Regions from separate parts of the Homo sapiens genome. Here regions 1 and 2 are each linked to region 3. Evidence: chromatin contacts called from ENCODE Hi-C or POLR2A ChIA-PET data. All regions are on one chromosome and are shown on one strand. Each heading gives the region's core, a stretch centred on a gene start or an enhancer-like site at or near the end of the contact. The rest is flanking DNA. Distances are from core to core; before and after follow the strand shown.

The links. Hi-C counts contacts between places; a loop is a spot of excess contacts on that map. ChIA-PET counts read pairs that join two places held with the same protein, here RNA polymerase II (POLR2A). Pooled maps may share reads with other maps.
Region 1: a loop to region 3 is called in a pooled map, with 4 times the contacts of the local background. The contact joins the promoter of KLHL12 here to the enhancer-like site in region 3. A Hi-C loop is called at or near these places in 1 of 50 pooled maps. POLR2A ChIA-PET finds 5 or more read pairs at or near these places in 2 of 52 experiments (A673 and activated B cell).
Region 2: a map of B cell shows a loop between it and region 3 (5-fold over the local background). The contact joins the promoter of PTPN7 here to the enhancer-like site in region 3. A Hi-C loop is called at or near these places in 1 of 168 maps with a recorded cell type or tissue (B cell), 1 of 37 single-sample maps with no recorded cell type and 6 of 50 pooled maps.

The regions. Positions count from the first base shown.
Region 1 is chr1:202,925,590-202,928,608 of GRCh38, reverse strand. KLHL12 (kelch like family member 12) reads left to right here and starts at 1,375. Exons shown (of 12, transcript NM_021633.4): 1 at 1,375-1,520. RefSeq lists enhancers at 1-106, 1,183-1,232.
Region 2 is chr1:202,159,352-202,162,423 of GRCh38, reverse strand. It overlaps PTPN7 (protein tyrosine phosphatase non-receptor type 7), which reads left to right and starts at 1,822. Exons shown (of 10, transcript NM_002832.4): 1 at 1,822-1,879; 2 at 2,970-3,072. The coding sequence starts at 3,022. RefSeq lists enhancers at 2,532-2,611, 2,872-2,961, 3,062-3,072.
Region 3 is chr1:202,481,939-202,484,986 of GRCh38, reverse strand. All of the region lies in intron 13 of PPP1R12B (protein phosphatase 1 regulatory subunit 12B), which reads right to left. Among named protein-coding and RNA genes, the nearest start is that of PPP1R12B, 130 kb to the right of the region's middle. Within about 2 kb of position 1,451, at least 7 of the 41 ENCODE cell types and tissues checked have a DNase peak (open chromatin) inside an H3K27ac peak, as active enhancers do.

The DNA of each region.
Region 1 (3,019 bases), core at 126-2,625, 440 kb before region 3:
CTAAGGCTCAGAGGATTCTCGCCGCAGCGTTGTTCGGCCCGAAAAGGCCATTGTGGACAATGGACGTGAATAAATTTGAGGCCTCTGTGGGTTTTCTCGATGTCAAAAAGTTCCTCAGTACCTGGAAGGTAAAACATACTTGCTGCAATCAGATGCTTGGCATATTAAGCGTTGGAATTCTCTCTGCCTGCCCTGCCTAGTGAGCGGTAGGGAGGAACTCAGGCTCAGCCAATCGCCGAGCTGTAGATACATTCCCAGGCTCCCTGCCGGACCCCACAACATCCAGCCTTTTTTTTGTTTTTTCTTTTTTTTCTTTTTTCTTTTTTTTTTTTTTGAGACGGAGTCTTGCTCTGTCGCCCAGGCTGGAGTACAGTGGCGCGATCTCAGCTCACTGCAACCTCCGCCTCCCGGGTTCACGCCATTCTCCTGCCTCAGCTTCCCGAGTAGCTGGGACTACTGGCGCCCGCCACTACGCCCAGCCAATTTTTTTGTATTTTTAGTGGAGACGGGGTTTCACCGTGTTAGCCAGAATCGATCTCCTGACCTCGTGATCCACCCGTCTCGGCCTCCCAAAGTGCTGGGATTACAGGCGTGAGCCACCTCGCCTGGCCTTTTTTTTTTTTTTTTAAGAGACAGAGTCTCAGTCGGTCGCCCAGCCCGGAGTGCAATGGCGCGATCTCGGCTCAGCAACCTCCGCCTCCCAGGTTCTAGCGATTCTCCTGCATTAGCCTCCTGAGTAGTTGGGATTACAGGCGCGTGCCACAACGCCCGGCTAATTTTTTTGTATTTTCAGTAGAGATAGGGTTTCACCATGTTGGCCAGGCTGGTCTCGAACTCCTGACCTCAAGTAATACACCCGCCTCGGCCTCCCAAAGTGCCGGGATTACAGGCGTGAGCCACCACGCCTGGACATTTTTTTTTTTTTTTTTTTTTTACAGGGTCTCATTCTGTGGCCCAGGCTGGAGTGCAGTGGCGATCCTGGCTCACTGCAACCTCTGCTGCCTGGCTCAAGTGATCCTCCTGTCAGCCTCTCGAGTAGCTGGGACTACAGGCGCGGTGCGGGCTAATTTTTTTTTTTTTTTTTTTTTTGTAGAAACGGGGTTTTGCCGTGATCCCCAGGCGGGTCTGGAACTCCGGAGCTCAGGTAATTCGCTCGCCTCGGCCTGCCAAAGTGCCGGGATTATAGGCGTGAGCCACCATTCCCTGCCCACCCGACCTTTTTGTAATTCGGCTTCCTAGCAGCGTACAGAAGCCCCGCGCTAGGGTACAGACAGGTCACGTGACACCACCTCCTCACGTGACGCAGACTCTGGAGCGGGGGGAGGGCGGTGCTCCAGCTGCATTGCGTCATCACGTCGCGCGGCCGCAGGGGCCAGACCCGGACGGCTCCAGAGCCTCCAGAGCCTCCGGGTCTGGGCGGCGCTTCGGCTCCTCCCGAGCCGCCTGCTAGCCCCGCGCCGCACTCCATCCCCACAGGCTGGGGACGGGCCCGGTGCGGCTGTGTGGGTTCGGGAGCGGAGGTGAGTTGCGCGGAAGTGATGGCAGTCAGCCCTTCCCTTCCTGTCCGTCAACTCCGGGTTATGGCCCTACCCCCCATCCTTGGTCTCCCTGCAAGGCGGAATGGGAGACATGCCCAACAGAGGAGGAAGGCTGGCAGTGGGGTGGGGCATCTGGCCTCGGTCACCCTCTCAACTCTCCCCCTGAACTGCCCCTCTCCGATACCTCCACCTGGCGGTGGCGGCCATATGCCTGGTGGTATTAGGAGGAAGGACTTCGTTTCCTTCTCTAGAATTTAGTCTTTCCCGAGTTTACTACCCATTCCCTGCCCCGAATCTCCCGAAGTGGAATCCCTCCATTCAGATGTTAACGAAAGTTCTAGAAAATAGGTCACTTCAGAAGGGTGAGGATGAAGGATATGCTGAGACTTGGAGTGTTGAGGCAGGAATCCCCTAGAAGGAAGACCACTCTGCACCGGGGTACTGTCATTTTGACACGGAAACGATAAAAGACCCCCCGGGCTGTCTTCATAGTAAATGGACATTTGTTCTAGACCTTTTTACACCCCTAGAGTTGCAACTAAGTTGACTTAAGTCTTTTTGAAAAACATATGCTTTGATGAATCACCCGCTTTTCTGTAAAATGGGTCTTGCAGAGTTGTTGGAGGAATTATCTATAGTGCTTATAGAGTAAAATGCCAACTACAAACAGAAGTAGATGAGAATTTAGGATCTCATTTTTCCTGTTGAAAGATTAATTGTGACTTGTGGACTTTTGGAGACCACAGTTTGATTTCCTTCCCCCCGGATCATTTCAGAAAGTTTTGGATTCCAATATCGATTCTTTAACAGTAATGGACATTCACAGATGTAGAGTAGGAATACCCTCTTGTTGAAGAGCTTCAATATCTTAAGCAAGTGTAAGTCCATCGATAACTTGCGTGGTTTCCATTATTCAGTGTAGGTAATGGGTCCTCAATTGAAGTTTCTTTTTTTTTTTTTTTTTTTGAGACAGAGTCTCGCTCTGTTGCCCAGGCTGGAGTGCAGTGGTGTGATCTCGGCTCACTGCAACCTCCACCTCCTGGGTTCAAGTGATTCTCGGGCCTCAGCCTTCTTGGTAGCTAGGATTATAGGCGCGCATCACCACGCCTGGCTATTTTTTGTATTTTTAGTAGAGACTAGGTTTCACCATGTTGGCCAGGCTGCTCTCAAACTCCTGACCTCAACTGATCACCCACCTCAGCCTCCTAAAGTGCTGGGATTACAGGAGTGAGCTGTTGGGCCCGGCCTGAAGTTTCATTTTAAGAAGAAATCCAGATATGTTTGGAAGTCATCAGACATATCATTTGGATACTTCTTTAGAAAAAAGTTTATTTTTACTGAGTGGCCTTTCTTGCTCTAAGTTGAAGTTGAATACACACTTTTTCTTACATTAAATTCTAAACATTTATTGTGCAACTTCTAGGATAGAAAGCATACATATAAAGCAGGATCCTCTTTTTATGTATGCTCTAAATACTTAT
Region 2 (3,072 bases), core at 573-3,072, 320 kb after region 3:
CCAACTATCTTCCCCATCGCCTGGCTCCCAGCTTCCTTGCTGTGAAGCTCAGCTTCCAACTGTCCAGCCACTGCTAGGCCTCAGTCTGTGGGGGAAAGGGGTGGGCTCACAGCCAACAGGGCTCAGACCCTGGAAACTTGGGGGGACCAGGCAGACCTGTGTGGGGAGGGCTTTGCCGCTTCCTCCTCCCACCCCTGTGGTGTCCTAGCTTCCTGTTCTTGATAACAATCAGCATAGGCTCAGAGCCGGGCCCTCTTTCCAACCCCCACCTGCCCCCTCCTGTGTCCCCAGGGCCCCCACTACCCACCAGTGGAAACACTGACTGGTGTGGGGGGTGAGGCAGAGGCCAGTCTCCAGGTCACTGCTCGCAAGCATGTTAGGGATTCCCAGGTTCCTGCTTCCCTCCAGTCTGTCCTGAGCACGGGAACCAACCCCTTTCCCAGCCCTAATCGGCCTCCTCCTCAGGGAAACCCACCCACTCCGGAGAGGAACGCAGGCTGCAGGGAAGGAGGTGCCAGGATCAGCTGGCCATGGAGGGGCTCAAAAAAGAGCCAGCCCCTGTCCCCACTGCCAAGAGCAAGGGCGGGTGCTGGGAGGCCTTCTGAGCCTCTGGGGGCTGTTCTTGTTCTTCGTCTCAACCCTCCTCCTCAAGGGGCCAGCAGAAGGCCAGCCCCCTCCCGACCACCCCCTCCGGCATGCCTACCCCCTGTGCCTAGGGTACCTCATTTCTTTTTTGCTGTCACCATTTGACAGCTGAATCAGGGAAGTGGGAGGAAGAAAGAGGACGTGGATTGTGCATGTTGGGGGCCGGGAAGGGAAGGGCGTTTGAAATGTTACAAGGTAAAAGGAGGCGTGCAGCGAGCATGAACCGGCTGGGCTGCTGGCCCGCAAGGAGCCTGCCAAGGTCAGGCAGGGGCAGTGGGCAGAGGAGTCTTGGACTTGGGGGCCACCCTTCAGGTCCCAGGCATCCAGGCACCCCAGCAGCGAAGAGGACATGGGAGTCCCCTGGTGTGAGGGCCAGAGACTGTCCACTGTCTGTAAGTCTTCTAAGTAGATGTCAGGGTTCTGGGAGGAGGCCTGCAGGGGGCTGAGGGCCCAGGGGAAGCCCCTCGGACTCCCTCCCACAAGTGGACTCTGCTATCTGCTTCCTGCTGGGCTGGCCTACACTCAGGCCGTGGGCTGTGGAGAGCTGGGCCGTGGCACAGGCGTGGAGACGACCTTTTTGGCCTGGCCCCGGCCCTTTCCTTCACATTGTGAGGCATGGATTCTTGCTTCTTCTTTTTCCCCACCCCGAGTCTGTGCCACATCTGCTCTGGGAAGATGTGGTCTGTGCTTGGCCATGAATTCCCAAGGCTTGAAGCAGCAAGGGCTTTGAGGGAGAGGGCCTTGAGGGAGAGGGCCTTGAGGGAGAGGGCTGTGGGGCAGAAGCAGAGAAGGAGAAATAAGCCTCCGGCCAAGGTCAGGTTGAGCAGGAGAGCCTTGGGTTCTTTGTGGGACAGCACAGAGCTGGGGGTCAGGCGAGCTGTGCCCAGCAAGTAGGCAGCGGCTGGATGTGACAAAGACCCAGAGGAGAAACACAGAAGAGGGGAGAGGGTCTGGAAGCTGGGGAAAGCAGGATGGTCGGGAAGGCCTGGCCCCTCACCCATTCCCAGGGAACGGGGCCTTGGGCCCCAGAAGGGCACAGGCGGGAGGCAGCCGACCCCTGGTGGCAGCGGCAGCAGGCACAGGAGGGCAGAATGCAGCTGGGGTGTGCGTGGGTGGCAGCAAGGAGGGGCGGAGGGAGGAAGCTGGCTTCCTGGAGCCTTCTCAGCCCTCAAAGACAGACCGACAGACAGACAGACAGCTGGCAAGAGGCAGCCTGGGGGCCACAGCTGCTTCAGTAAGTATCTGAAGGGGGGACTGGGAGTCCTGTGGCCCCGGGGGGTGCGAACTCCGGGGATATAAGAGGGCATCTCTAGGAGGGAGTGCGGGAGGGCGAGTGGGGCGCCACAGTGCCTGGCTGGGGTATGGGTGCTCACAGACCTGATGTCCCCAAGACGGGGGTGAGCAGGGAAGCCACAGGGAGCTACAAGGAGAGCAGAGGCTGAAGGGACCTTTTCTGCTACCAGAGACCCTCGCTCTACCACTCACACCTGTGCCAGGCCCATTCTGTCCCCTCACCTCCGTCCCTGCTGCCTTGGTGATTCAACACCCCCGCCACCTCGCCCACTGTGACCCTGGCTCTGGGAGATAGGGACTGCCCCCAAGAGGAGATGGTCCCACCACCTCCATGCCTCCTGTCTTGCCCCCAGCTGTCGCCTCACCATGCGCTGTCGTTCAAGGGCTTGGTGAGGCCATTTCCTGTGACGGTTACAGAGGCGGGAGACGGGGGGATGGGCAGGAGGAGGAAGGAAACACCTCCAGCCTACCTCCCTGGACAGAGACCCCAGAAGCCAGAAACAGACCTGGGAGTGGAACAGCAGCAGTTAGGAGAGGACCCTGCTGGGGTCCAGGAGCCCGCCTGCCTGGCTGCCCAACCAGCTCCAACACTGCTGGAGGCCTCCATTCTCTGTTCAGGGGAAGGCCCACTGGTTAGCTCAGAGATGGCTTCTGCGTGCTTTCTCCCTTCCGTCCTAGAGAACACATATTTTCTGTTTCCTCCCTTGCCTTCTCCCACTTGGACCTGCTCAGAGCCCTGTGTACTCTGGTGTGTGGCCTCTCTCCCCTCTCTCTTTTCCTCCTTCTGGATTCTTTCCTATCTTCATCCACAATCTCTACCCTTTATCTTGCCGTTACTCTACCCCGAGACTGCCTTCTGCCCTGGGTCCCACCAAATAGATCCTGTCCTTCCCTTAGTGAAAATGAGGCCACCTCTTGGGGAACAGAAGACGCCCCAGTGAAAACAGAGTGCAAACCTGGCCTGGCATGGGAGCCTCCTTCTGGCCAATCAGGCAGGCCAGAGAACAGCAGCGGAGGGCCCTGTCTTTCAGGCAGACCTCATGGCTGAGTGAGCCTCCCCTGGGCCCAGCACCCCACCTCAGCATGGTCCAAGCCCATGGGGGGCGCTCCAGAGCACAGCCGTTGACCTTGTCT
Region 3 (3,048 bases), core at 202-2,701:
GGCCACACACCACTGTGCCTGACAGCCAGTCTAGCAGCAGCCCTGCCCCAAAGACAGACCACTGCAGGGTTGTGTGGCCCTGCTGTACCCATGCTTGGCCTGATAGTTGGTCAAGCAGCAGCCCTGTACCCCTGGATTTCTCAGGAGAAATCCTGTAGGCCAGGAGAGAATGAGATGATATATTCAGAGTGTTTGGGGGAAAAAAATGAACCTGTCAGCCAAGAATACTATATCCAGCAGAGCTATCAACCACCAATGAAGGAAAAATAAAGACCTTCCCAGACAAGCAAAAGCTGAGAAAAACCCATCACCACTAGACTAGCCTTACAAGAAATACTTAAGAGAATGGTATAACTGGAAATAAAAGATTATAATTATTTTCATGAAAAGATGTAAAAGTATAAAACTCACCAATAGAGGTAAATTCATAAATCAAATTCAGACTAGCCCAGTGATTTAATGGTGCTATGTAAGTCTCTCAGTCCTCTAGTACGAAGGTTTAAAGTCAAAATGGTCAAAACCCGTGACACTTACAATTAGTAGCTAAGGAATACAATCACAGGTAAAAAAGTAAATTACAGAAACAAAAGAGAGAAGTCTAGAGTATTTTAATGCAACCAAAGTTAAGTTGCTATCAGCTTAAAACATTCTATTATAAGACTTTTAATGTTAGCCCCATGGTAGCCACAAAGAAAGAAAGAAATTACTGCAGAGGCACAAACAAGAAAGAGGAAGGAAACAAAGCTCAGCACTACAGAAAACCACCAAACCACAGAAGTAAATAAAAGAGGAAGAAAGGAACGAAGGATCTATAAAACCACCAGAAAAAAAAATTTACAAAATAGCAGGAGTAAGACCTTCTTTATCAATAATAGCCTTAAATATAAATGGATTAAATTATCCAATTAAAAGATATAGAGTGGCTGAACGGATTAAAAACAAGACCCAACTATATACTGCCTAAAACAGACTCACCTAACCATTAAAGACAAACATAGAATAAAAGTAAAGGGAGGGAAAAAGATATTCCATGCAAATGGAAACCAAGTGAGCAGGAGTAACCATGTCAGATAAAACAGACTTTAAGTCAAAAACTGTAAAAGAAGACAAAGAAGGTCATCAGACATTGATAAAGGGTACAATTAAGCAAGAGGATATAAAAACTATAAATACATCCATCCATCCAAGACCAGAGCGCCCAGATATATAAAGCAAATATTATTAGAGGTAAAGGGAGAGATAGACTGCAATACTATAACAGTAGGTGTTAAATGTAGTGAACTCCAAGTTTCTCTTCAAAGAATCAGTATGCCAGTATATTCAGCTCTCTTATTCTCTATTCTCCATTTTAAAGCTTAACTTCCTGGTTCTCTTCACCCTCTTGCCTCTAGCTTCAGTAAACAACCCCCTCCTAGCCTCTATCACCTGCTCTGACCTGAGTCATCCTGAGTCACCTGTTCTGTAACCGTCGTTCCCACCAAACTACTCACTGGGATTTTGGGCACAGACTTCCTCTGTTCCCTCTGTCAGTCTTTCTCTCTTTTTACATATACTTTTTGGGCTTCTCTTAGAAGCTCTTCCATAGGTTTATCTTTCCAGTTCTCTATCTTTTGTAATTTCTTGTTAATATCTTAGCCAAGATTGCGCCTACTGCATTCTGGCCTGGGCGACAGAGCAAGACTCCATGTCAAAAAAAAAAAAAAAAAAAGGTGTTCTTCATAGAAATAAAACAAAATCCTAAAATTCATAGGAAACCAGAAAAAAAAAATGAATAGCCAAAGCAATTCTGAGTGGAAAGCTGGAAGCATCACACTACATAACTTAAAAATATACTACAAATGTATAATAACAAAAACAGAATGGTACTGGCATAAAAACAGACACGTAGACCAATGGAACAGAATAGAAAGCCCAGAAATAAATTGACACACCTAAAGCCAACTGATTTTTGACAAAGGTGCCAAGAACACACATTAGGGGAGAAACTGTTTCTTCAATAAATGCTGCTGGGAAAGTGGGACATCCACATGCAGAAGAATGAGAGTAAATCCCTACCTCTCACCACATACAAGAATCAATTCAAAGTAGATTAGAGACTTAACATGGAAACCCAAAACTATGGAACTACCTAGAAGATAACATAGGAGAAATGCTTCATGACATGGGGCTAAGCTAGGATATTTTAAATAAGACTTCAAAAGCATAGGAAACAAAAGCAAAAATGGACAAATGAGATTGCAACAAACTAAAAAGCTTTTGCATAGCAAAGGAAACTATTAAACAGAGTAAACAGACAACCTAAAGGATGGGAAAGAAAATTTGCAAACTATACATCTGACAAGGAGTTAATATCCAGAATATATAAGGAACTTAGCAGCAAACAAAACAAAAAAACAAAAACCTGATTTTAAAAATGGGCAAAAGACCTTAACAGACATTTACTTCTCAAAAGAAGTCATACAAATGGCTAATGAGTATATGAAAAAATGGTCAACATCACAAACCATCAGGGAAATGAAAATCAAAACCACAATAGGTACCATTTCACACCACTTAGAATGACCATTATCAAAAAGACAAAAGAAAACCAGTTTTGGCAGGGATGTGAAGAAAAGGGGAACACTTACACAAGTTGGTGGGACTGTAAGCTAGTACAGCCATTGTGGAAAACAGTATGGAGGTTCCTTTAAAACGTAAAAATAGAACTACCATATGATTCAGCAATCCCACTACTGTGTACACATCCAAAGGAAAGGAAATTAGTATATTGAAGAGTTATCTGCCTTACCGTGTTTATGGCAGCACTATTTACGTTAACAAAAATATGAAACTGAGTCCTCAAAAATGGAAGAATGGGTAAAGAAAATGTGTATATCCAGAATGGAACAGTATCCATCCATTAAAAAAAAAGAATAAAATCTTGTCATTTGCAACAACACAGATGAACCTGGAGGATATCAGGTTAAGTGAAATAAGCCAGACACAGAAAAAAAAAATACTGCATGATCTCACTAATATGTGCAATCTAAAAAAAGGTGGGGGGAGTTG